Linked DNA regions of Mus musculus: regions 1, 3, 4 and 5 are each linked to region 2. The links are chromatin loops, found by intact Hi-C in ENCODE. Cell type or tissue: left cerebral cortex. All regions are shown on one strand. Region 1 overlaps Dnah17 (dynein, axonemal, heavy chain 17). Region 2 holds the start of Gm11725 (a long non-coding RNA gene). Region 3 holds the start of Socs3 (suppressor of cytokine signaling 3). Region 4 overlaps Pgs1 (phosphatidylglycerophosphate synthase 1). Region 5 overlaps Pgs1 (phosphatidylglycerophosphate synthase 1).

Region 1 (5,000 bases), 210 kb after region 2:
TTCCAGCTGGACGACTTTCAGCACAAAGCTGTCTTCTGCCTGAAGCTTGAGCTCCACGATGCTCTGTTTGATGATCTGGGAGACACAGTAGTGGCAGGGTTAAGAGGGCACGGGAAGGCAACCTTTTCTGTGGCTGAGCTGCCAAGCTGTGCCCCTAATCTCACCCAGAACTCACACGGCCCTGGAACCCCGACTCCAGATCTCTGTGGCCATCAGTTCTGAAGCCTGGGGCTGGCTGGGGAGCAGGAAGCAACTTTCTTCCCCCCTGCCCCCGATTCTTGCAGCACTCAAGGGCAAGTTTCTCAGGATGGATACGGAGGTGTACGTCGGGGAGGGGAGAGAATTACCTTCTCAAAATTCAGGTCTCGCTTCCGGGGCACGTCCAGAGCTGGGAAGAGGTCGCCGATCAGCCCCATGAACACGGGCAGGTCATCAGTCACGATCTTGGGGATGTTGAAGTCTCTCAGGGCCCTCATGAGCACCTGGTCCTCTGCCCGGGTGGGGTCTCCCCTCTTCAAGGAGCCGGCTACCACCAGCACAGACTTGATGGCCCGAAGGCCCCAGTCATAATGGTCCTGCGGGGAGTGGGAACTCGGATGTGAACTTGTCGTCTGACTGTGGTCATCTGGCACTGTCAGGCTCAGAGTTCATCTCGGGGCTAGGGAGGGGCAGAGACATAAGTATGGATCACCACCCCCCGCCCCCCCCCCGCCCCCAGCCGAGGTTGGACCAAGAGCCCTAGGGGCTGGGAGAACACACCACACCTGCTTAGAGAGCAGCTCTTTGCACAGGGTGTAGAGGGTGATGAACTTCCGGGCCAGGAGGCGAGCATCCAGGAAGCCCTCGGCCACAAGCATGATCTCACAAATCAACTCGAAGTCAGGGACCACCATGGCACAGGGCCTGAGAGGTGACCGAGCAGCTGTCTCTCCCGCTTTCACCTCCCTGGCTCCTCATCAGCCAGCCGCCCCTCTTCCCCTGGGCCACGTGTCCCTGCCAGTCAACCTTCAGGGTACATGAAGCCGGGTTCCAGCCTCCCCCATCCATCCACACACCCAGCTCAGGAAGCTCCAGGCCCCACGCCTGCTCCGACTCCTCTGAGACTCCTTAAGCAGAATAGCCAGTGTCTCGGCTGTGGACCGCGCCCCCCTCCCCCACTTGGGGAGCCCCAGGACCTGCCTGCTGTCCTGTTACCCCTACTCCATCTTGGGAGCTGCTAGCCTTGGGGTCTTCCACCTCCTCCACTAACTCCTCAGCCTGGGACACTGCCGGATCCCTCCTCTGTCACCTGAATAGGGCCTTCAAGTTCTCCGGCAGCTCCGTGCGCCCTGCGTAGCCAGGATTCATGGTGATAAAGATGCCCACGGTGGGGACAAGGCTTATTATCTCTCCCAGGAAGTTAAACTTCTTTTTCTTGGCCCGAATTGCATCTTGGACACACTTTACCTAGACAGTTGGTACACACACACACATTAAAATGTAACCATTTGTGTGTGCAAATGTGTGCACATATGTGTGGGTATGAACATATGCGAAATCCAGACAGCAACAGTGTCTTCCTCTATTGCTCTACACTTTTTTGAGACAGGGTCTCTCGTTGAATTCGGAACTCACCAACTGACTGGCTGGTCAGAGCGCCCCAGGGATCCTTCTGTCTCCCCCTCCACGGTGCTGGAATTACACATCTGGCATCTGGCTTTGTGTTTTGAAACAGGCCCTCACTATGTAGTCCTGGCTGGTCTTGAGTTCACAGAGACTCATCTGCCCCTGCCTTCTGAGTTCTGGGATTAAAGACCTGGCAGCATCTGGCTCCCCCCCCCTTAAGGAAAAGATTTATGTGTGTGCTTGTGTCTGTATGCCCGTGTGTTTGGCTGCCTGATGAGGCCACAGAGGCTGCGGAATCCCCTGGAGCTGGGAGCCACCTGGCATGGGTGTCAGGAAGCAAACTCAGGTCCTCAGAAAGAAACTGGTGCCCTTAACCCCAAAGCCATCTCTCCAGTGCCCACATCTGGCTTTTTATTTGGGTTTTAGGAGCTGAGCTCAGGCCGGTGGGTTTGTGTGGTAAGCATTTTATTGGCTGGGTTGTCGGCCCACCCCCAAGCCCCCGCGCCAGTTACAGAGTGTGGTGGCTGTGAATTAGCAGTGGCCTTCACTCTGTCATTGCCCTTGACTTCTGCCCTCCACCGCTGTGATCTTGTTGTTCGTGGTGTTATACAGCCGACCTCAGCTGGGCTTTTGTCTCAGGAGTGTCCTCTGGCCGTGACCCTGGCTAAATTCTGTCAACTCTCTGACAAGAACCCATAAGAGTCCTATTAGTAGCCACTCTGCATCCAAGAGTCTCTGGGGCCATCTCCTGCTTACCAGGACGGAGAAATCTGGTCTCTGCTTGGGATTTTAGAGGAACCAAAGGAAGGTAGCGGCAAACTGTAAGATCACCACTGGGGGGCGCTCCAGGCTCGTGACTGAAATCTCTCAGCCATGGGATTTTTTTTTTCCCCCTAGCCCAAATCTTGCTCGCCTGGACTTGGTAGGTGACTCTGGGTGATGCTGGGTTTTCCGCCCAGTCTCTAGCCCACAGGGCTCACACCTGGGCAGGACTAGAGGGCAAGAATTTGGGAGCATCTCCTGCTGCTAGGACCTTCCTAGCATTTTGGTCCCTGTTCTTTTGTGTCCACAAATATTCAGATCATCAAACAGGTGCCGTGGAACATCCTAGGGTTCGTCCCATGACTTGGGAGTGAATACTGAGTCAGAGAGTCAGAGGTGTGTGACTGACCCTGGGAGGATAGGGTGGAGGCGTGGCTATCACCTTGGCAAACTCAGTTGGCCCTTCTCAGATTGGGGAGTGGGAGGGGGGCTGATGAGAGCTCTAGAGGTGAGGTTTCCCCAGCCTGTGGGTCCTCTCACCCCTGTATCTCCTCACCACCTGGGTGTTCAGGAGCCCTGCCCTCACCCCCACCCCTACTGGTTTTTCCTACTGAAATTCTAGCAAGAGTAGCAGCTGTTTCTGCTACAATGTTGCTTCCGCTACAATGTACTGACTTAGCTCTGGGTGAACAGGTCGGTAAGGGACAGCAGATTGAGAACTGGTCACCTCAACCTTTCTTAGACTCTCTTTGGTGGTCACTTCTATGCTAGGAACATCACTGCGCACTAGTGCTTAGGTGTGTGTACCCAGCACCCTTCCTGTGTAGCCTTGGAACTCTTGCTAACACTCCCCTGACCCGTACCATCTTCCTTTCCCCATTATCCATCATTCCTTTTTTTTACTGTCTGGGTTTGGGGCAAGCGGCTAGGCCTGGTTCGTGAGGACCTCCAAAGTCGGGCCTTGGCCTAGGGCTCTGCAGGTGGGGTCTCAAGCTGATCTGAGATTGGAGGCCAGCCTTGGAGGACCTCAGAGCCCGTTGTCTATCCAGTCTGTCGGGCACCAGGACTGCTGGGGCTCCTGTTTGAAACACAGAGCCCTGCGGGTGAGTTTAAAAGCTTGGGGTGTTGACATGGCCCCCACCCTGTACCCCCTTTGCCTTGGATTCCCCATTGCTGTTCTGTGCCGGGTTAGGGAATTCCCTGGACACACAACCACTCCTTCCCCATCCGCTCTGGCTGGTTAGTTTATACTGAGATACTGCCGTGTTCTTCAAAGCCCAGAGTGCTTCATTCTCTTCTGTCAAGTTCACCTGACTGGCCTGAGGCCACCTCTGCACAGAGCTCCAGCTTGGGGAAGGGTTTCTCCCTACATGGATTATCTAGTGAACGCCAACCGATGCATGGAGATATTGTAACTTAGTTCTTGAAGCCCACAGCTGAGTTCCAGCCGGTTGCAGGCAGCCAACTGTTCAAACCATGTTCAGATAAGGCAGAGCAGCTGTGATCAATCCAGCTGTCTGTATTCTGCACTTCCTTTCCTTGAGACTATAAATACAGCCTGCTGGGGGGTGGGTGGGGGTGGGTGTGGGTGTGGGGGTGTGGGGGTGTGGGTGTGTGGGTGTGGGTGTGGGTGTGTGTGTGTGTGGGTGGCAGGCAGAGGGAGGGTCGTTGGACATTCTGTACCATTTTGGTCTAGTTTGCTGCCAAACAGTACAATCTCAAAGCCAACTAAGGGTTATCAAATATTCTCTCTCTCCCCTTCTCTGTCTTACAAAACAAAGTCTTAATCTATAGTCCTGACTAACCTAGAGGTTGTTCTATAGACCAGGCTGGCCTTGAACTTGTGGCAATCCTCCTGGGTTCATATCACAAAGTGGCAGGAGTTATAGGCATGAGCTACCACACCCAAAGTAGCTCTCTACGTTAGCATCCCCAGGCCGAATCAGTTATACCTCCCTGTATGGGACCCTTACTGTCCCCTCTGTGTGTAAGGGCCCCTGGGAGCCAGGGCAGGGCATCTGAGGCCTCACTGTGTCACCTCCCTGCCCAGTGCTTGGCTGTTGGGGTGGTCAGACAGGAGGGTCTCTGGTGACTGAGATGCCAGGAAAACTGGGCACAACTCCGGGTCCCCCACTGACCCAGAGACTAAGCAGAAGGGCCCTACCTGTACAGCAATCACAGACAAGACCTCCACCGAGATCCGGTTAAACTCATCAAAGCAACCCCAGGCTCCCGTCTGTGCCAGGCCCTTGTAGATGTTTCCACAGGACTACAAAGGGAAAGTCAGATCAGAGAGAGGGAGTGGCCCCCAGAGGCCTGCAGGAAGCAGGTGTCTGGAGACAGCGCCCTTGTACACCTGACCCGCAGGGTCCCAGCGTTTTTTCTAAGCGAACATCAAGTTAAGAAATCCCCCAATCCCTACCCCTGTCTTCTCATTTTATGCACATGGAGGAAGGGATCCTCTGAGGTGGGCTGGGGCTCCAGGAAGATCTTTTCGTGTGACTATGCCATTTTGTCCCCTGCAGGGTCAGCAACACACCCATGGAGTTCACACAGAAGTCCTTCTAGGATCAATAGACTTCACTTTTCTAGGGCCCCTGAGGGGGACACGCTGGTATGACCTTCAGTCAGCA
Region 2 (5,000 bases):
AACCCCAGGGCCTGCCTCCTCTATGCGCTTCCTTCTCTGGATATGCAGTCACAGCTTTCCCCACCTTATGCCTGGTTATTCCTGACTGCGTAAGGCCATCCCAGGAGTGTCACTGGAGCAAACCAGAGACGGAATGATGTCACCATCCTCCAGAGAGGATGAGCCTTCACCAGGCTAACAGCTTCAGGCATCTCACTGCCCACTCCAATCGTAGCACGGGGTCCCGGATCCCCTGGCCTCAGGGCCGCAACTGTCTCAGCACAAACTCCCACTTCTTCAGTGCCAGTTCCGTGTCCTGAGCAGACACATCTCGGTGCCACACAGCCCGCACAGACTGTTCTGTCCAGGGAAACAGCAGCACGCGCACGGCACGGCCAGTCTGAGCCACCTCCTCTGCACTCACAGCCTGCAGGCGCTGGCATAGCTCCGAGGGAGGCAGCCCAGCTACCTGCACCAGCACCATGTTGGTCTCCACGGTGGCAGGATCCACAGAGCAAATGGGTGACGCCAGGTCTTGGAGTCCTGGAGTCAGATATGGTGGTGAGTATACCCCAACCCCAGGGCCCAACCATGCCACTGCCAGATCGATCCCACAGGGAAGGCAGAAGGGCACCCCGATTATCCTGTGGGGAAACAGCTTGAATCCTGATGTGGCATTCAGAAACATGAGTTGAGTCCTACTTTTTCCTTCTTCCTCACACTAAATAGATTGGTCATCTACTCTGGGCCTCAGATGTGGGAACATCATAGGGTCATTATGAATGTTTAGAACATGCACAAAAGACCCAAGTTGGAGGCTCTACTCTGGCCTGGTTCCTGACTCTGCTGGTTGCACCCAGTGTGGGGTGCCCCTTGGAGCAGGGCCGGTGAGGCAAGAAGACCCAAGGTCCCATCCTAGAGACTTAGTGCCAACTAACTCTCTCTCTCTCTCCCCTCTCTCTCTCTTTCTAGAGCTGAGGACTGAACCCAGGGCCTTGCGCTTGCCTAGCACTGAGCTAAATCCCCGACCCTGTAGTGCCAACTCTCAACACGCTAGACTCTTGGGGTGCAGATCTGCTGGGGACCTGATCCTGCTGCCCGGGACATCTAGGCCCAAGTAGGAGGGAGCAAAAGGGATAGGGGGGGGTCCTTCCAGGCACCTTTAGCGAATCTCTGGGCATTCTCGTGGTCCCTTGGTAGCACCTCCTCTGCCTCAGCTAGTCCCACCAGGGCAGCCGCAGCCAGCACTCCAGCCTGGCGCATGCCTCCACCCAGGGCCTTGCGGAGGCGCCATGCTTCTCCAATGAAGTCTTTGGATCCGCCAACCAGAGCTCCCACTGGTGCACCTAGGCCCTAAGGGAAGAGAAGAGACCCTATCTCACAAAGCCTGCCCTTGAGATGAGGTTAGAGCTTCAGCCTCAGCACCCGAGCGAGGCAAGCAGGTCTGTCAGGCTCCGGAAGGACAGCCTACCTTAGAGAAACAGAAGGATACAGAGTCACAGTGCTCTACAAGGCGGGCAGGGGGTATGCGCAGAGCCACTGCTGCATTCATCAACCGAGCTCCATCCATGTGGACCCTTGCTCCGTGGGCGTGGGCCAGGAGGCACACCTGAAAGCAAAGGGCAGGTGGTGTTCAGAGGCAAAATTTCCAAGAGACCACTGGGCTTGGAATCTTGTTTTTTTTTTTTAAATTTAAATTAAATCCAGAAGCACTGGATTCCCCAGGAGCGAGAGTTACAAATTGTGAGTTGCCTGGTGTAGGTGCTGGGAATATAATTCAGGTCCTCTGGAAGAGCAGCAAGTGATGCTAACCATCCAGCCTTCTCTCCAGTTGTCTTATTTTTATTTTATGTGTGCAGGTGTATGCCATTGCAGATGGTTTTGATCCAGCCAAACTCTCAGTCTCTCTCTCTTTCTCTCTCTCTGGTTTTTCGAGACAGGGTTTCTCTGTGTAGCCCTGGCTGTCCTGGAACTCACTGTGTAGACCAGGCTGGCCTCGAACTCAGAAATCCGCCTGCCTCCCAAGTGCTGGGATTAAAGGCGTGCGCCACTACTGCCCGGCTCAGATTCTCTCTTAGAGCACTGTTGTTAACCACTGAGCAATCTCTCCAGTCCGCCAGAGAGAGGATTTTCCTAAGGAAAGGGACTGTATCAGGGGAAACAGGAAGCCCAGAGTGCACTGGGCTGGCATTGGGACACTGCTGTGTGGGAGCCTACCTGGGGGAGGTAGCCTACCTGGCGGAGGTAGTCGACAGGGAGGACCCGGCCTCCCGCGCTGCTGTGAGTGTTCTCCAGGTACACGAGCTCACAGACTGGATGGTAGGGACTCCCAGAGCCCCGCGTGAGTGCCCTCTCTAGCTCATTCAGGTCCAAGGTGCCATAGGGCAGGTCGGGGAGGGGGTGGGAATGCACCCCAGCGATCTGCAGGTGGGAGAGGATGCTGGATCAGGTGGGTCCGGTGGCACTTCTGGGTAGGAAGGTTCCCCTGCAGTCAGAGCCACCTCTGGAACCCAGGGTCTTTCTTCTGAGCATGTTTACACAGCATCCGAACTGGAAAGGCTGCTGGTTCCTGCTTTTTCTGTTCAGTCGTTGCCCTTTGGCGTCTTTCTGGAGTGCTAGTGCTCCATCTGTCCACTAGAGGGCAGTAAGGCACCGCGACAAGTGAGCAAATCTGGGCCCAGGCCCTCCCTTCCATCTCTCTTTCCCCCCTCTGCCGGTTCCAGGCTGGTACCTGAGAAACAGGGGCCTACCTTGACATCCTAGCTGGCTGAAGAATATCCAAAACCCCAGGGTATTATTGTCTGGTCCTTACCTGTGCCACCCCGCCCTGCTCATAGACGTGGAGGTGGCATTCCTGCCCAAGGAGGACCTGGGAACCCCGGCGCCGGCAGTGACCCATCACTGAGACAGATGGGAGGAGGGCAGGATTTGGAACTGGGTCCAGAGGATCTCTCTGCCCCTGCTCAGCTTGGCCAGGCTGAGCTAGGGCCCCCAGTGAGCTCAGACTCCCTCTGTCAATTGGGAGTCAAAACACCTCACTGTCACGTGTTGAAAAGACTGGTGTGTTACACAATTCTAGGCTGTGAAGGCTGGACACTAATAACCTGCACCAGACCCCCATGGCCAGCAAGGAAGAGTGCCAGGATGCTGCCTCCAGGAACAGGCATCCCAGGGTACCAGGAGCAGCCAGAGGACAGAAGCACACTGGGAAACAACCCAGGCCAGGGCTGCAAGGTAAGCATCCAGGAAGAAGAGCTAGGGAGTAGCAGAGACTCAGACCTCACTCCTCCCACTGCCAAATGCAGAGTGCTCCACCAGTTGCACCCAAAAGAAATCCAGGTGTGTGCCCACCAGTGCCACAGACCCTTTGAGCTGGGGCTCAGAGGGGCGGGTAAGACACTCACCAGAGATGAGGTTGGCCATAGTGTTGGTGGGCACAAACAGCGTCCTCTCTACCCCAAGCAACTCTGCAGCCTTTTCCTGCAGTTCTGAGAAGGGAGGGGGGCAGGGGAAGGGCAAGAATCAGCAATTCCTCGGGCCACTGTACCGTGGCACACAGTTCGTGTGTACTTGTTACAGGGTTTGATAGAATAGACCTGTGATTCCAGTACTCTGCTGAAGCAGGAGGATAACTGAGTTGGAGGGCCGCCTGAGCTATACAGCAAGACCTTATCTTAAGCACTTCTCTCCGAAAAGGTACATTTGCTCGGATGAGAAATGATGGTCCTGTGGGTGGGGCTTGGAGTCTGTGATCTTGGTAACCACGTGCCACAGCCAGAGGCCCCTCTGTCAGTCCTCCTGAGCCACAGTCCCCGCCCCAGGCCACCGAAACTCCCTTGTGGTTTGAAGCCCCTTTCCCACCCAGACCTCACACCTGTTTTTCTCCCTTTCCCAGAAGCCCCGGCAGGTGAGGCCTTGTGGTTTCCCTGTGGACTTCCTCTGCACATCACCACGGAAGAAGAGCCTCTGGGGAGCGGGCAGGGCACAAAGAGTGCAGCTGGCGGGTGAGTGGATGGCCTGGGTAAAGGCCATGGTGGCTCTCCTGTCTGTGACACAATGCTCAGTGCTAAAGTGATCTAGATTCTGTCCCCAGAGGACACATACCCGTGTCTCCCTGAGCCCTGTGTGCGGTCGGGGATGAGTTCTGCTCGCTCCTCCTCCCAGCCCCTGGTTCACCCTCCTCAGACTCCTGTCGAGGCCAGGACCTCCCAGCCTTGATGTGGTGACCTGTTTACACCAGGTGCCTGCTGAGAGCAGTGTAGCTCAGCATCTTTGAAGTTCCTGGTAATATCTTGTTGTCAAGAGATTCTAGATCAGCCCCAATCACCCCTGGGTCCACAAAGGTCAAGTGTGATCTCTGGTGTATCTCTGGATCTCTAGTGCACACACAGCAGCACTAGAGGTCCACCTTAGCAGTGACTATTGACCCCGGGTGGGCTTTGGTTTGCTGTCTCCTTAACGCGCTGCACTCCCTAGATATGAAATTCTGCACCCCCCCCCCCCCCCTGTGAAGGAGCAGCGAGCACTTTCTTTGCTGGATTGATTTTGTCTTTGTGAAGTCAGCCAATGAATGAAGGAGAGTAGTTAGCCCTCCTTGTAGTAAGACCTGTCTCAAACCCTGGTTCTTCCCTGTTCCTGATGTGGGTCCTTGAACTCCTCTCTGCCCATCTCGGGGTCTTGCTTTGCCAAGTCTGGACAACACCCATCTGGGCAATTGGGTGACAGTGGGCAGAAATCACCAGGTGGTCCTGTTAAAATGCAGATTCTGGCTCCCCAAGTCCATTGTGGAGCTCAAGAGTCTGCATTACCAGGGATCTCTCCGAGAAGGAACAAGAACGCAGAGTGCACCACTGAGCGTCCTCAAATGTCAGCGAGGCACCCCTCTGCGTCCGTGCTGTCCTGTCAGAACCACGGACAGCGTCCCGGGGTCACCGCAACGACCCCTGCCCCGGGCCTGTTCGCCGGGCTCACCGTGGACCGTAGGGTCTTCGCCGTAATCATCGTCTCCTACAACCGCTTCG
Region 3 (5,000 bases), 99 kb after region 2:
GCGGAATCTTCTCGCCCCCAGAATAGATGTAGTAAGCTCTCTTGGGGGTACTCCCGGGGAGTGCCTGGGCAGGTGGCTGCTCCGGAACTTCGGACGAGGGTTCCGTGGGTGGCAAAGAAAAGGAGGGGGTCCCTGGAGGCGGCATGTAGTGGTGCACCAGCTTGAGTACACAGTCGAAGCGGGGAACTGGCTGCGTGCTTCGGGGGTCACTCTGCAGCGAAAAGCTGCCCCCCTCACACTGGATGCGTAGGTTCTTGGTCCCCGACTGGGTCTTGACGCTCAACGTGAAGAAGTGGCGCTGGTCCGAGCTGTCGCGGATAAGAAAGGTGCCCGCGGGCTCGGCGCTGAGCAGCAGGTTCGCCTCGCCGCCGGTCACGGCGCTCCAGTAGAATCCGCTCTCCTGCAGCTTGCGCACGGCGTTCACCACCAGCTGGTACTCGCTTTTGGAGCTGAAGGTCTTGAGGCGCAGGCTGGTGTCCAGGGGGCGGCTCATCCCGGCGGCGGGAAACTTGCTGTGGGTGACCATGGCGCACGGAGCCAGCGTGGATCTGCGCGGCGGTGGCTGCAGCTGCTTCGCGGCCTCCGCACAGCGGCCGCTACCGCATCCCGGGGAGCTGCAGAGAGCAAAGCGTGAGGCGCGTGAGTGCCCGGAACCCTCCAGCGTGCCCGGCCCTCCAGCCTCCGCCTAGCGCCCGGGGCACCCCTTTGCCCCGCTTTAGACCGTGTCTCAGGCCCAGCCACCTCGCGGAACTCGACTGTCCTCGGTCACTGCCGGCCAACCCCAGACAGTCTCTTCCCCTGCCCGCCCTAGGAGGACGCCCAGAGAAAACTCGCGCGTGGAAGTTGGGTCTCCAGGAGCGCGGCCAGGATGGGGAGAGACACAAGAGCCCTAGGGACGCTCAGGGCGCCTCTCAGTCCGGTGTCCTCAGTGGCGAGGGCGAAAAAAGGGGGGTGCCAAACCCGAGATATGTGAGAGAGGGGACAGGAGAAACCCGAGGGCCCCAGTCTGAGTATGACGGGAATCAGGGATCTTCGGTTCTCATCCGCTCTGCCCCCTACCTCGTCCCCTCCCTACCGGGAATGACCCGGGAAGGGGAGGAGAAACCGGGAAAAGCTCCCGAGCTGGACCGAGGCCCCCACCCTTCCCCACACCGCGCCCCTCCTTCCTACCTAGTCCCGAAGCGAAATCTCCGGCCTTGGGGCTGCGCCTCCTATGGTCCCCGAGGCGAGGCGGCGGCCAGCAGTGGCTCGCGCTGCGCCCAGATGTTGGCAGCCGTGAAGTCTACAAAGGGGCTCCCCGTGCGTGCGCCCCCTCTGGCTTCGCTGCTCCCCGGGCCGATGAGGCGCACTCCTGGGCGAATCAGGCAAAGGACCTGGGCGAGGGACCTCGACGGAGAGCTGGGCCGGGAAGGGGGCGTCCGGGAGCCCGGAGAGACAGCGGTCGTAAGAGCAGGCGAGTGTAGAGTCAGAGTTAGAGCCGCCTCGGAGGCCGCGCGCGCGGGTATTTACCCGGCCAGTACGCCCCGCCCCCCGATTCCTGGAACTGCCCGGCCGGTCTTCTTGTAATGTTTAGTCACTACTCTGCACTGAAAGGCTGTGCGCGGAGGGCGAGGGAGGGGCCGCGGAGGGCGGGCTTGGAGCTGGGGCCTCCAGGACCCGCCGAGACTCACCGAGAGGGAGACAAAGCGCGGCGCGAGGCTGCCCGACCGGCGGGCGCGGCGCCAGCCTTGGCCGAGCGTTCCTGGCAGCGGCCCCTCCCCCGCGCGCTCCGCCCCCAACTTCTCATTCACACTTTCCCCCCCCTCCCTTCTAAGAAGGCTGGTTTCTGGCAGAGGCGGGGGCGTCGCGATGGGAGCGCGCGGGCAGTTCTAGGAGGCCAGCCGGGAGAGGCTCCCTCCTGGCACCCCTTCCCTTTCTTTTGATCCCCGCGGGGACGCTCCCCTCCCTCTGCACCCAGGCCACTCCGAGGTCCTCATGTACAGTTCCAAGCATCCCGTGCCAACCAAAAGGGACGTAGGACCATTCAGCCACCAGCCCACTGGGGACCTAGGAAGTGGAGGAGGGGGATGCGCGACATTTACCTGTAGACAGGTCCAAAAGATGAAGCTGTGAGATCCAGAAGTGGAGGAGACACTGACTTAGAAGCAGCTACCTGGCCTCAGCTCATCCGCCCATTGCCTGGTTCTTCGGTGACAGACGTGGGTGCTGATGTCCTTTGGGGAGTGGGGTGGGAGGAGCAGCTAACTACTACCTTATCACTCATCTGGGCCTCCCAACCTGCGTGGCGAACTGTGGGTCCGCCCAGGTACTCTCGGCGCGGTGGGGGAGCTAGAGGAAAGAAACCCTCATCCCATGCTCGTCCCCCGAGTCCACCAGAGGGCGCGCTGGAGTCTTGTAGGCGAGCCGAGTTTTGCTGTTTCCCAGGCTCTGTATAGAGAGAATAAGAGGTTGTGGGGCTCCTTATTCAAGAACAGGAGTGGGGAACCCAGAGAGAGAAGCCTCACTTCCCAGGACAGGGTCAAACCTGAGAAGGAATGTCGACTAGGAGGACTGTCCACAGAGCGTTGTAACGGGTTCAGCCACTGCCTGAAAGTCGCTGAGGTGTCAGAATGGACCCTCTCTTGCCTCTACGTTTTAAGGTGTCTGAACTTTCCCGATGGTGGGGTGGAGAGGGAGTATTGATAAGAGCAGGTGATTGAGGTGAAAGGTTGTTTACTCCTGGTCACGTGAGTATCTATAAAGGCCTAGTGTCGAGTTTTGCAACAGGCAGCAGGAAGTGGCAGCCACCTGAGAACCAGCTAAGTGACACACAGTGTCTGCTCTCAGTGGGCTTTCTGACCTGCCCTCTTGGATACCACAGGCTTCTTGTAACACCAGTAGGAGGGCAAACTGACTACACAGAGTAGCTTGGGCTAGGAGGGAGGGCTGCCTGCTTCCCTTCTGGCCCACTGTGTCCAATCTGCTCCACTGATGCTGAGGAACTAAGAGAGACCAGGGCAGGTGCACTGCCTCTCTGGACTCAGTCTTGTTATCTGTTAAATAGGGATGGGTGCCCATCTGTCCCCCGCCCCTGGCAATTCCAGTAGTCAAGAGGCTTAGGGGCCTTATTTAAAATATCTCACACTGGTCTGATGAGCAGATGCTCACAGATGGAGATCCCACAGGTGAGGCCCAGTCCTTGCCTTCGAGTCACTCTCAGGCTCCCCAAATGGATTCTCCCTTTCTCTGTGAACAAGCCCTCCTTGATCTCATTCAGGGAGTGTTCCCCAGCCACTGCCTTGACCGTATGCTTCTGAGCCGAGGGCAGTGGAGGACAGGGAGGACTCTTAGGAAATAGCCCTGGAGTTAATGGATGGGAAAGTGCTTTGTAAATTACAATGCTCTGCCACGAGTCAAGTTCATTCATCCATTCCACAAACCCTGACTTCGTGCCTGGCTCTGTCAGGCCTCGGGTGCAGCGCTGGGGCGGCAGAGCTGCGGGGCAAAACCCACAGTGGGGAAGAGGCTGTGGGCCATGAGCAAGGACTAGTCATGATTGTGACCCAGTGAGACACTGTGATAGCTTCTTAAGTAAGAGAGGGAAGTCAGGGGCTGGATTGCTGGCTCAGCAGTTAAGAACACCTGCTGCACTTCTGGAAGACGGGGGGGGGGGGGGGGGGTGTTGGTGCCAGGACCTATGTAGGATGGGTCACAACTGTTGTAACCCCAGTCCTAAGCCACCCCAGGCCTCCAAGGGAATCTGTACTCATGTGCACCCCCCATACACACACACACACACACACATATACAGAATTAAAATAAATCTTGGTCCCTGTGATGGTAGCACACACCTTTAGTATTCCAGAAGCAAAGCAAGCAGATCTTTGTGAGTTCAAGGGCAGCCTATACCCTATATACATTAAATAGATAAGTGAATTTAGCCGGGCGTGGTGGCGCACGCCTTTAATCCCAGCACTCAGGAGGCAGAGGCAGGTGGATCTCTGAGTTCGAGGCCAGGCTGGTCTACAAAGTGAGTTCCAGGACAACCAGGGCTATACAGAGAAACCCTGTCTCAAAAATCCAAAAAAAAAAAAAAAAAAAAAAAAGATAAGTGAATTTGAGAGAGGGGAAGGGGAAGAAATGGTGTTAGAGCTAGCCTGGCTGGAGAGGCTTTTTTTTTTTTTTTTTTTTTTTGAAGACGTTCTGATAGATGATGCTTAGGAGAGCCTTCCCTCTGCAGGGCCAGCAGGGAGCTCCACCCAGAGCAAAACTGGAGGATGTGGGGCTGTTTGAAGAGGAGAGGTGGGACAGGACCAGCAGGTGTTCTTCTGCTCTCTCAGGCTGCTGTGGCCTGAGATGGGTGGGTAAGCTGGGTGTCATGCATGCTTTTAGGAACCTCAGCTGTTCTGTGGCTCCACTGCTCAGTGACTCTGTGATGTCACTGTGTGTTAGCTGACCTGATGAGAATGCCTCCCCTGTGTTGCTGTGGGGACTAAGGTGCTTAGCACAGTACCTTTGAGGCTTCAGATGTTGCCCACTTTCTAGAATGCTTGCCTAGCATGCAGGAAGTCCTAGGCTCCATCCTCAGTTCCTGCCTCCTATTTCCCAAGTAGGGTTTCACTGTGTAGTCCTAGCTGTCATGGAACTGGCTCTGTAGACAAAGCTAGCTTGAAACTCCTGCCTCCACCTACCTCCACCCCCTTCAACCAGGGATTAAAGGCGTGAAGCACCACACCTGGCTCAACTACTTTAGATATTGAAGATTTTTTCCAGGCTCTGTAGAGAGGCGTTGAGGTGGATTTTAGGTGACCAGGTCTTTTCATAATGGCTGCCTGCCTTGGGAAAAGCTGAGATAAGACCCAGCAGTGAGAGCCCAGAACAAAGAAAATTCCTTCCATGTGTAGGCTTTGAAGACAAACAGCTCTGAGCTTAGAGGGGAAGGGGCTCTGAGCTTAGAGAAGGGGCTGAGTTTAGCGGCCTAGTGAAGGCCCTATATAGGGCCTAAGATCATAATTCAGAAA
Region 4 (5,000 bases), 120 kb after region 2:
GGGCACCAGACCACTGAAAAATGTTAGGTTTCAAAAGTTCTGCCTGAAAGAGGAGCAGTTTAGGAAGCTTTGTTGATTTCCTTTTGGTTTGTAAACCTCAGTATTCATTGTTCAGCTTTGGTGCTGATCTCTGAAGGGGGCTCAGGCAACCTACATGAACTATATCCCCTATACCACTGGGTATCAAATTCTGGATAGGCAAGCACTCTACATGGAGCTGTGCCCCTAGGCCTGACAGGGCCTCACCTCAGGTTACTTTCGAATATCCTTTGTAGCTGATGGTTATGAATTAATGGCCCATTTGTCTACAAGTGCTAGTCTTACCAGCATGTGTCACTGTGCCCAATTTCATGGGCTAGATAGGGGACATTTCCAGGGCCTTGTGTATGCTAGGCAGTTAGATAACTTTACCAACTGGGCTACCCTCCCCCCACCCTCTGCCCTAGTGTGTGTGCTTTGTAGCCCAGGTTAGCCTGGCGCACTGGGTCCTCCTTCCTTAGTCTCCCGAGCACAGGGATGACAGGAGTGCACCTTGCTTTTCAACTCCTGCTTTATCTTTTTTTTTTTTTTAAATGAAAAGCTTTGTTGTGTGCCCATATGTGCATCCTAATTATTGAACACAAGTCTTTGGGCTTGGTTGCAGGCAACTTTACTTGTTGAAGTATTTCATTGTTCCCTTTAAAAAATTAAAAAAAAAAGATTTTGTTAGTTTGATTGAGACAGGTTCTTACTTTATAGCTGGCTGGCTTGACTCTTTATGTAGACCAGGCCGGCCTCAAACTCATAGAGACCTACTGGTTTATGCCATGGAGTGCTGGGATTAAAGGTGTGGCCACCACACTCAGCCCAAGATTTTATTTTTATTTGCAGTTATGTGTGCTTCCATGTGTAGGTGCGTATGATGCAGGAACCCTTGGGGGTCAGACGAGGACATTGGAGTCCCTGGTGCTAAAGTTAAATGCACTTGTAGGAATCAGACTTAAGTCTTCTGCAGGAGCAGTGGACACTCGTAACCCCCGAGCCCTCTCCAGCCCATGAATGTTCCTTTGAGACAGGATCTCAGTCTGTGTCCCTGGCTGTCCTAGAACTTCTACGTAGATCAAGTTGTATCTTTAATTTTTCTTTCTTTTTTTTTTTTTAATTTTTCTGAGGCAGGGTTGAATGTAGCCCAGCCTGACTCAGGCCCGCTATGTTGTTAAGGGTGGCCTTAGCTCCTGGATGGGGGATGGCAGGTGTGGTGTGGCAGTGAGGGTAGTCTCTGTAGACTTCTTACGTGACTCATGTTTCTTTGAGACAGGATTTCATTCTCTTGGGGTGGCCTTGAACTCCTGATCTTCCTGCCATCCCCTGAGCTCTGAAACTGCCAGCATGTGCTACCACACGCAGCTCAGCTTCCCCAAAATCTTTGCAGTACTCATGGCTCCGTATTTCTAAACCGAAGGATTAAGTCTACAGTTGAGTGGGGCTGGGGGTTGAGTGACAGACTTGTGACAGTCAGTCTAGGACTCGAGTTCTTTGCTGTGTGTTCAGAAGCTCTTTGTTTTACAGTTCTCAGGGTAGGGGCTGGGGTTGGTGTTTCCACCAATGGGTGACCCTGCGGGTCTTGTCCCCCACCTCTGCCTTGTTTGGCTGGCAGCTTTTTCTGGTTCTCCGGGGCCTTGGTGTTTGGCATTATTTATGTCAGTTGTGGCCACTGACTGTCAGCTGCTGGCTTTCGATTCTTCTCCATTGTTCCACTGCACCTCCCAATTCCTCATTCCCCGAATGGTGTGGTTTCTTGTAATTCTCTGATCACTGATTCATTGATAATAGCTCTGTGTAGTCATGAGCTTAACTTATTTTAGATTCTGGCTTGCCAGTCTGACTCAGTCATCGGGGACTTGGTGAATCCTTGCGGCCAGCAGGAGGAGCGGTTCTTCACCGCGTGGTTTCCTCTCAGGCTAGGAGGTGCCCATAGAGACTTAAATGAGAAAATCGTTTCTTATTAGTGATCTTGAAATACTGTTGCTTTCTCTGAAGCAAGTGTCTGACTCACTGTCATTGAGAGAACTAGACAGTTCATTTATTCCTCGTGTGGATGGGTCATTGCTCTTCTAGGCGAGATAAAGGCACAGCCCTGCCTTTAAAGTGTTTCAGCCTATGAGCAGACAGTTCCAGGAAAGTAGGGTGGAAGGTCATAGTGACACCCAGGAGAGGCTTCTGAGATTATGGAAGGCTCCCAGTGGCAGAGCCCAGAGCTGTTTGGAATGAAGCAAAGTGAAGAAGGGGGAGTGGGCATTTAAGGGGGGGTGATGTGAGCAGGCGTGGGGGGGGGGCAGTGCTTGAACCATTTCTAGCAGCTGATGGAGTGTTGCTAAGTAGGAGAGGAGCTAGGAGCAAGTCAGTGTCCTGGGCCAGAGACCTTGGAGGCAAACGCTAGGTCCTTGTGTGATTTCGTTTGTGAATGGCGCAGGCCTGAGATTGGTGGTGGAGGTGCTCCTGTGATGTCAGGGCAATGGGAGGGAAGAGTTAGTCCTGCACTGGGGATGCTGCTGAGGTAGGGCGTCGGGTGACTGAACCGGAGTAAAAGCCACAGGTTTGGGGAATGATGATGAGGTCATTTGTGGCCTGTGAGCTGCAGCCAGGTGGAGGTGCCCAGTGCTCAGAAGCCCACGCCTAGTGATGCACAAAATGGGCTCCTTACTGGAGCAGGTGAGACTTAGTGGGAAGTGTATAAAGAGGGGGTTCTGTCCTCATCTTGAATTTGTTTGCCATACAAGAAAGTATCCTCTTGTGGCCTGTAGACTTTCCTTTAAAGCAATATTTATTTATTAACTATGTATAACAAAATCTTATTTTGTGGGGGAGGGGCGGCGAGACAGAGACACTGGTCCAATTCCTGGCTTGTGAGAGGGAACCAAGTAACCATAGAGGGAAGGGTCTTTGAACGGTGTGACTTTGGAGGGTTAGTGGACATCCTGAGAAACTTCTACTGAGGAATTTTCCCACTGCAGGGTTACTCTCCTTTGACCATTTCTAATGTGGGGGCTCGGCCTTCCCAACTCATTAGAGCTCTGTCCTTTGGCTTATTTTAGTTTTTGACACATCGTCTTATGTAGCCCAGGCTAGCTTCAAACGCGAACAGCTGATCCACTTGCCTTCAAGTGCTTCTTATTTCAAGTACTATTCACTGTGCTCTGCTTCCCTGAGTTTGTCAACGTTTTCTGGTTGTCCTGGGTTTGAACACAGGACGCTTACATATGCTGAACAAGCACTTTGCCACTGAGCTAGTCCTCAGTCCTCAGTCGCCTCCTGATTTATTATTTAGGGCAGTGAGAGCAGGTGGCAGAGAGAATCTGGAACCAAGGAATAGTTTCTCAGAATTCTCAGCTGATTGACTTTTAGTTGTAGCTTGGTAAGTTGCTGTTGAGTTTCCCTGAGTGTGACTTAGCTGGTGTGAGTGGGGCCCAGCTGGGCACATGCTGCTAAGCAGATGGAGAGCTGCCTGGGATTAAACCACTCAGTTCCTTCCATATCTAATCCTCTCTGTAAATACTGACTTAAGTCAGTAAAGGAGACAGCCTGACGGGAGCCCTCGGGGGCAGGTATGGTCCATGTCATGCTTAGTTCCTGCTGTGCCTCAGTAGCCGGCAGCTCTTCAGTCCCCAGTGTCACTGACTTCCCTTTAGCTTGTGGTCAGTGTATAGCTGGAGCGGTGCTTGCTGGGGAGTCCAGTGGCCACAGTGTTGAGTAACCGAGAGCATCACTTCCCTTCCTGGGCTCAGACGGCAGAAGTCAGGAAGGGCCTCTGCTGCCAGGGCTGCAGGAAGTACAGACTTCTCAGGAAGCTATGACTGTTGATCTTCTCATCAGTTACCTTTACGTGTAAATATGTAAATGTGGGGGAGTGGAGGGTGGACTCTTCTGAAAAAGTAGTTTCTGAAAATGGGATGACCAAATACCACAGTTTCTTTTAAAGACTTGGAGGGAAGGGCAGGGGGTGTTTTTGGACAGATTTGACTGGGATCCCATCAGTCTTTGCCAGGAACTCTGTGTGTTTCCCAGAGGGAATGAACCCTGAGGCCGATGTGCAGGACACAGCATTCCTGGCCATTGAGGGTTCTCTGGTAGGGCAGGCAGTCTTTCAGCTTCACAGCACTGTCCAAAGCTGAGCAGGTTGACCTACAGTTTGTATCCCCAGAGCCAAACAACTGTCATCTTGGTCTTTCAGCTGTGTGGACTTGAAAAGAGATCTAAGCTGGGCTTGTCTCTTCACATCTATCCTTCATAGATGGTCTGGGAGGGTCACAAGACCCACACCTGAGCAAGTATTCTCTCTTTAACACCTGCTGTATGCAAGACTGCTGCTTACAGCACATGGCCCTAGAGCAGGGGTAAGGTATATAGGCTGGCGAAGACTGCAGAGAGGGGGCTTTGGGGACATCATTTTCCCTGCTTCTGGTGTGTCCTTCTTGTGGGGAGCACATATGCTGACCCATCCCCTGTGCTCTGTCAGGAAGCCACTCATGTAATTCATGAGTACATGAGTAAATTCATGTACTCATCCAGAGTGAGCCTTGGTGTGTTGTTGCCTACCCTGGGAAGGAGTTTTAGTCCTACTGTCTCCCGAGGGTGGTGGCAGCACTGGGACTGTGGCTTCAGAGGTGAATTGCAGACAACACTGTGCTTCTGGGGTTGTCTCTCCGCTAAGAATAGGGGAGCTAGGCTGGGTCTCACCATGGCTCACCCATAGGCAAGGCAAGCCAGTGTCTTTCCACAGGTACTTGGAGCCTCAAAATGCTTGGTGAGATGAATGGTCCTGCTGCGCCACCCAAGGTGCTTTCTGTGGGGTGGCAGTTTGGCTATTCTGAACCCAGTTGATGCTGGGGAGGAGTGTTGAGGGGGAAACTGTTTTACCTGGGACTCATGTACACCAGGCTGACTTCGCCATCCATTCAGGGGCCCAGAGAAGCATGTACATGCTGTGTGCTGGGGTGGTTGAGTCTGTAGGTCGTTGGGAT
Region 5 (5,000 bases), 150 kb after region 2:
GTAAGCGCTGGACTTTGCTCCTCCCTCCTCCCGTCCTGGGCTGGGACCACCTGTGGTGAGGCCAGCTTCACCTATCTCCTCCTGCTCTCCCTGCACAGGGTTCTGGGGCAAGGGCCATAGCGGGGCTTCTTCCATTCCCTGCTCTAGGCAGTGTGGTGTGGCCCTGTGACAGACAGTGCTTAAAGATGGAGGAGCTGTTCTAGAGAGCTAAGCTTGCGTGTGGTGTGTGCTCGGGCACACAGGTGATGGGATGGGACAAAGCATGACAGACAGCCTGTCTTCCCTGATCCGCAGCAGGTTACTGTGATAGCAGGGAGGCAGCTTGATGCTCCCATTGCTCATGTAGTAGCCTGGGCAGTAGGGGATGTGGTTGGACAGGTGGGAGCATGGCCTTACTTGAGCTGCTTTGCTGTGCAGAGCTGGCTACCATGCGCAAGCCATGGGCTCTCAGGACCCGATGCATCCTGGAGGGTAGAGGGGTTTGCCTGGGGACCTTTGCTTCTCTGCTCCTGCCTTTCTTTCTCATGCCTTCATTTTTACTGTATTTACTTGGAGACAAGGTCTCGTTAGCCCTGGCTGGCATGGAGCTCACAGAAATTTACCTGTCTCTGCCTCTCAAGTGCTAGGATTAAAGGCATGGACCACCAGGCCTAGCAATACTTCCATTTAAAATAAAAAAATCTTTTATCAGTCAGGGACAGTGATTATACATCACGACACTCAGGAGGCAGAGGCAGGAGGATGTCTGTGAATTCAAGGCCAGTGTGGTCTCCAGTATGAGTTCTAACACAGCCAGGACTATACAGAGAAACCCTGTCTGGAAAAACAAAATAACCTTTAATCACTATTTTAGTTATTTTTCAGTCATTCTTAAATATTATACGAAAGTAGAATGAGATGTACCTGAGGGCCAGCCTCCCTCCAGCAGCCACTCTGCCAGGCTGGTGACACATGTCCATATGTCTCTAAACCCAGTGCCTACCGTTTCCATCACACTCTATACAGATGAATTCCTAACCAGACAATGTGCGTAAGCCTGGAGAAATAAGACTGGGCTGGCCTCAAGTTCATGGCAATCCTCCTGCCTCGATCCCTCAAGTGTTAGGACCACTTGCATGTACCACTGAACCCGGCTCATTGTAGTGTTCTTGGTTTGACATGAGATCTGAAGTTACTATTGCTGTTGCTTTTTGGGGGTGGGGGATGGTTTCGAGACAGGGTTTCTCTGTGTAGCCCTGGCTGTCCTGGAACTCACTCTGTAGACCAGGCTGGCCTCGAACTCAGAGATCTGCCTGCCTCTGCCTCCCGAGTGCTGGGGTTAAAGGCGTGCACTACCACCATCTAGTTAGGTTCCAGCTTATGATAGATAAGCCGGTTCAAATGTTGTGTCCCTCCTCACAGCAGGTCCCCTCCAGTGCACTTTGAGAAGCCTGCTCTCTTGTCCATTCCTCTCCAGGGTGTCTGGGAGGCTGGAAACTTGAGTTTCGCTACAGCACAGCCTGCTGTGCAGGGAACAACCATAGGGACCCCACAGCAGTGATGCTGCCTCTGTTGAGATCAACAAGCTGTGGCTGGCTGGCCTTGCCACCAGTGACTGGCTGTAGCAGGGGGCCCTGCAGAGTCAGAAACACCCAGACATAGCCAGGACGGCTGCTGCTTGGAGTTACAAGGTGGGGCAGTGCTGTCCTGGGCAGCAGCGCTCAGCATTGTGTGCGACCCAGGCATAACTGATACCAGCACAGGAACTGCAGGGGGCTGGGCGTATAGGGCACTGGCATTCGAATGAGCAGCACTGGGCAGAGTGACCCTCCTCTGCTCTGTGCCCCTGGTGACTCTCAGGCCTTTTGGGACTCCTCCTCTCTGCAGTCCGGGCTCTTTAGTCTGAATCCAGCACTTTGTTCCAGATACCTGCAGGTAGCTTGGCCTTTGGAAAGTTTGGAGATAATTTTGTCAACTCACAATTTGTATGTGTGGAATAAATTACTGCTTTATTTTAGGCTTCAAAGGCAAAATTAGAAAAATTCACTTTGTGTTATTACCAAGGATTGGAACAAGTTGCCTGGAGCCTGCTGGCTGTGCCACATGAGGGAGCTACAGTGACCCCTCCTGGCCAGCAGAGGCAGTGCACAGCAGCTAGGGTTCCCCAAGGAGGTTAGAGTCCCTCTGTCCCTGGTTGGGGCTCAGATACCAGGGCCTCTTCCCTTAGGTGACTGTCCTTCAGGCGCCTGGTCCCAGATCAGACAGGCTGGGGTGGGGCAGTGCCCAAGGAGCTGAGCTTTGCTTTGCAACTTTGAAGGCTTAGAAACCCAGAAAGTGATATCCTGCCCTACAGGGAGCCCCCCCCCCCCCTTACTGGAGCTAGAGGCTTTGCTGGCTGTTTCCCATCACCCCTGGTGTCCTCTTGCCTATCTCCCAATGTCCTGCCGCCTGTTTGTAGCCTGGGTGCCTTGCTGTGTGTTAGCTTGGCATCAGTACTGTCTGTCTCTGAGGCTTGGCTTTTTTCTCTTTCCTGCTGATGGTTCTGATAGATTCAGTCAGTCAGCGGGGCCTCAGCCCACCTGTCTGCCCATCATCACTAGGGGCGGGTACCTACTGAAGAGGGAGGGCTGTTGAAAGGGGTTGCAGTCTGCTGTGTCTCCGAGGGGTGTCTGTGCATGCCTGTGTGCATGTTAGGTGGAGAACCAAGGTCCACACAGCCACCCCACAGCTGGGTCTGGAGCATTTGCAGGGTGTGTGTGACTAGGTGGGGTGGGACCGGCACAAGTACGAGGTGGGGAGGGCCCTAGTCTGTACTGCTGCTGCCCTACTGCAGGCAGGAGAAACCCGGGACCCCAGAGCACAGCATGTGGTGACAGCTCCTGCTGTCCTTACTCTGTGGGAAGGGTGGCTGCATGGCACCTGTCTGTCACGGCTGGCTTTTTCAGTTCTGGGACAGCAGTTGGGAAGGCAGGCATGGGGATTACTGCAGGCTCTTGTTTATTCTTGAGCTCAGTGTAGATGCTGCTGTGTGCAGGGAGCACCTGATGCCCTGGCTGTGGCACTTTGTGTGCTGTACCCTGACCCCACCTCCTGCTTGCGCGAGCCAAGTTCCTGGGCTCCTGAAAGTCAGATTCAGGGTTTGTTTCCCAGGATGCTGGCTCCTTAGCTGCTGGGAATCAGGCTTCACTGCTGTGTGTGGCATTGGGAACTGAGTGCATCAGACGGGCACAATGATTGCAAGCATTTTAATCTGTACACATACACCCCGCCCCTGACACCCCCACGCCTGCTCCATAGCCCAGGAGCACTGGGTTTGTAAGAAGTCAAAAGTGGTAAAATGTGTCTGTTTTCTGGTTAGAACCAGGCAGGATCGGTACCGGCCTAGTCACACTGTAGGTAGGGCTACACCTGCAGGAGCAGCGCCACAGCTGCCAGGATCCACTTGGCTGCCTTCTCTTTGGTCTTCAGGTTAAAAGTCCAGACATAGGTGGGTCCTCGGATACGCGTCTTGTATACGGGGCATTCATAGATGTTCTTGGTCTCCATTCGGTCCACAGGAATGGCCTTGATGAAGATGACGGGCATGACTGGGGTCAGATCCTTCAACCGGGCTTCAGCAATGACTCCGGTCTGGGTGTCCCAGCGAGCTCCTGTGGGGACAATGGAGCTGAGGGTCTGGGTGCCCTAGGGGAGGCAGAACCCACTGTTTGGATGCTGACCGTGAAAAAGGGAGGCACGGTAGGGAGAGAGGCCTGGCCTCCAACCTCCCCACTCTTTTCAGAGACAGGCCAGTGACTGGGAGCCATGAAGCGTTCAGGCCAGGTGCCAGGGTCTGAGAGTGCCAAACATGGAGGAGTGTGAACCAAGGACTCCGAGGTGACTCTGCATGCCGTAATGGCTCTGAGGCTGCATCTTCTCAGAGCTTCATCTCAGCCTTCTCAATGTCAGTGGCAGAGAAAACTGACCGCAGCTCAGATCCCAGCAATGTTCCTTCCTGATCCCTCCTGTGTAATGTCTACTCTCTGTGTACATAGGGAATAAGTTATATATAGATGCACATATAAACACTATCTGCCCTTAGCCAGACTGCTGTTGTCTCTTATCCTAGCCAATGGTGTTTGTGTCCTGCGTGGCATTGGAATCACAATAAACATGGAGAATGGCTGTTGTGTTGCTCAAGTGATGTGGGTGCGTGACCCTTGGGTGGCCTGGTCCTGACACAGCATTGATGGAACTGTGATTCCAAGAAAACAGCCTTCTGGCTGCAGAGTAGATTCTAATGGGTGCCCTAGTGATCTCCCTCCTGCTGTCCTGGCTTGGTGGGTGGCCTGGACAGTCTTCCTCCTTGAAGCCTTTACTTAGGGGAACCTCAGTAGGAATGCTGGCAGAGGTGACCCCCCCACCACTAGCTGGGGATCAGCCCACATGCCCTGAGCCCCAGACTCAGCAAAGCTCCAGTTTGAGGTTAGAGGCCGCATTCCTCATCACGACTGAGTGGTTTAAGTTTTCTGCACACAGATGCTCCTGTCTGGGCTAGAGCTGGCTGGAATGAGTGTTGTCTCTATTTCTGAGATGGGATCTTCCTACTGCCCATGAAATCCTAGCAATCCTCCAGGCCTCCACACCTCAGTCCCCTCTAGGGCTCAGTGTGGCTCCAAGCCCACCCCTGCCCGGGACTGTGCCCGCCCTGTCTCATTTACAGCTGAGTGGACGTGATTCTGGAGGCTTCTTGGACAGACAAGTTACCTTCCATGAAGAGCCCGTACACGTAGGAGCCCTCTCGGGGAGGAGCGGTCATGTCCTCCCGATTCTTCTTGGTCACTTCCACAGACAGACACATCTTATCCAGGGGCCACTCATTTTTCCTGGCCATGGACTGCATAATAGCAGTGAGAAAGGACTGTGGGTTGAAGAAGCCAGCTAGCCACACAGTGGTGGGCAGGGCGAAGTCTGTGGTCCAGGATTCAAGCTCCTGGAAGAAAACGTGAGCTGCTGAGGGGAGCCTGGCCCAGAAGCCGCTC

Evidence for each region. A loop is a pair of places that touch in the nucleus more often than their neighbours do. Peaks named below come from ENCODE experiments on the same cell type or tissue, not always from the same donor. Only the 100,000 strongest peaks of a DNase experiment are listed, where the experiment ranks them.
Region 1: it touches region 2 in a loop (4-fold over the local background); 20 of 42 quality-filtered maps call a loop at or near these places.
Region 3: a loop joins it to region 2, with 4 times the contacts of the local background. A loop is called at or near these places in 23 of 42 quality-filtered maps.
Region 4: it touches region 2 in a loop (2.3-fold over the local background); 7 of 42 quality-filtered maps call a loop at or near these places.
Region 5: a loop joins it to region 2, with 7 times the contacts of the local background. A loop is called at or near these places in 30 of 42 quality-filtered maps.

The regions. Positions count from the first base shown.
Region 1 is chr11:118,081,537-118,086,536 of GRCm38, forward strand. Dnah17 (dynein, axonemal, heavy chain 17) reads right to left here. Exons shown (of 81, transcript NM_001167746.1): 37 at 4,532-4,636; 38 at 1,289-1,446; 39 at 765-903; 40 at 348-575; 41 at 1-75. Among named protein-coding and RNA genes, the nearest start is that of Dnah17, 45 kb to the right of the region's middle. In left cerebral cortex, a CTCF peak has its summit at 2,445 (motif pointing right); a DNase peak (open chromatin) is centred at 2,439.
Region 2 is chr11:117,868,221-117,873,220 of GRCm38, forward strand. It overlaps Tha1 (threonine aldolase 1), which reads right to left. Exons shown (of 7, transcript NM_027919.4): 1 at 4,951-5,000; 2 at 3,384-3,467; 3 at 2,792-2,880; 4 at 2,215-2,400; 5 at 1,451-1,588; 6 at 1,140-1,332; 7 at 1-522. The coding sequence ends at 239. It overlaps Gm11725 (a long non-coding RNA gene), which reads left to right and starts at 2,865. Exons shown (of 3, transcript XR_001780380.2): 1 at 2,865-3,213; 2 at 3,875-3,983. In left cerebral cortex, a CTCF peak has its summit at 2,615 (motif pointing right); DNase peaks (open chromatin) are centred at 2,622, 3,797 and 4,795; H3K4me3 peaks cover 473 bases; H3K27ac peaks cover 880 bases.
Region 3 is chr11:117,967,705-117,972,704 of GRCm38, forward strand. It overlaps Socs3 (suppressor of cytokine signaling 3), which reads right to left and starts at 1,662. Exons shown (of 2, transcript NM_007707.3): 1 at 1,171-1,662; 2 at 1-614. The coding sequence starts at 526. In left cerebral cortex, CTCF peaks have their summits at 1,286 and 2,354 (motif pointing right); DNase peaks (open chromatin) are centred at 481, 1,673 and 2,372; H3K4me3 peaks cover 2,411 bases; H3K27ac peaks cover 2,362 bases.
Region 4 is chr11:117,988,217-117,993,216 of GRCm38, forward strand. All of the region lies in intron 1 of Pgs1 (phosphatidylglycerophosphate synthase 1), which reads left to right. Among named protein-coding and RNA genes, the nearest start is that of Pgs1, 3.9 kb to the left of the region's middle. In left cerebral cortex, a CTCF peak has its summit at 1,892 (motif pointing right); DNase peaks (open chromatin) are centred at 1,872 and 3,647; H3K4me3 peaks cover 211 bases.
Region 5 is chr11:118,019,869-118,024,868 of GRCm38, forward strand. It overlaps Pgs1 (phosphatidylglycerophosphate synthase 1), which reads left to right. Exons shown (of 10, transcript NM_133757.2): 10 at 3,537-4,143. Dnah17 (dynein, axonemal, heavy chain 17) reads right to left here. Exons shown (of 81, transcript NM_001167746.1): 80 at 4,726-4,951; 81 at 1,855-3,629. The coding sequence ends at 3,382. Among named protein-coding and RNA genes, the nearest start is that of Mir6933, 20 kb to the left of the region's middle. In left cerebral cortex, a CTCF peak has its summit at 2,109 (motif pointing left); a DNase peak (open chromatin) is centred at 2,106.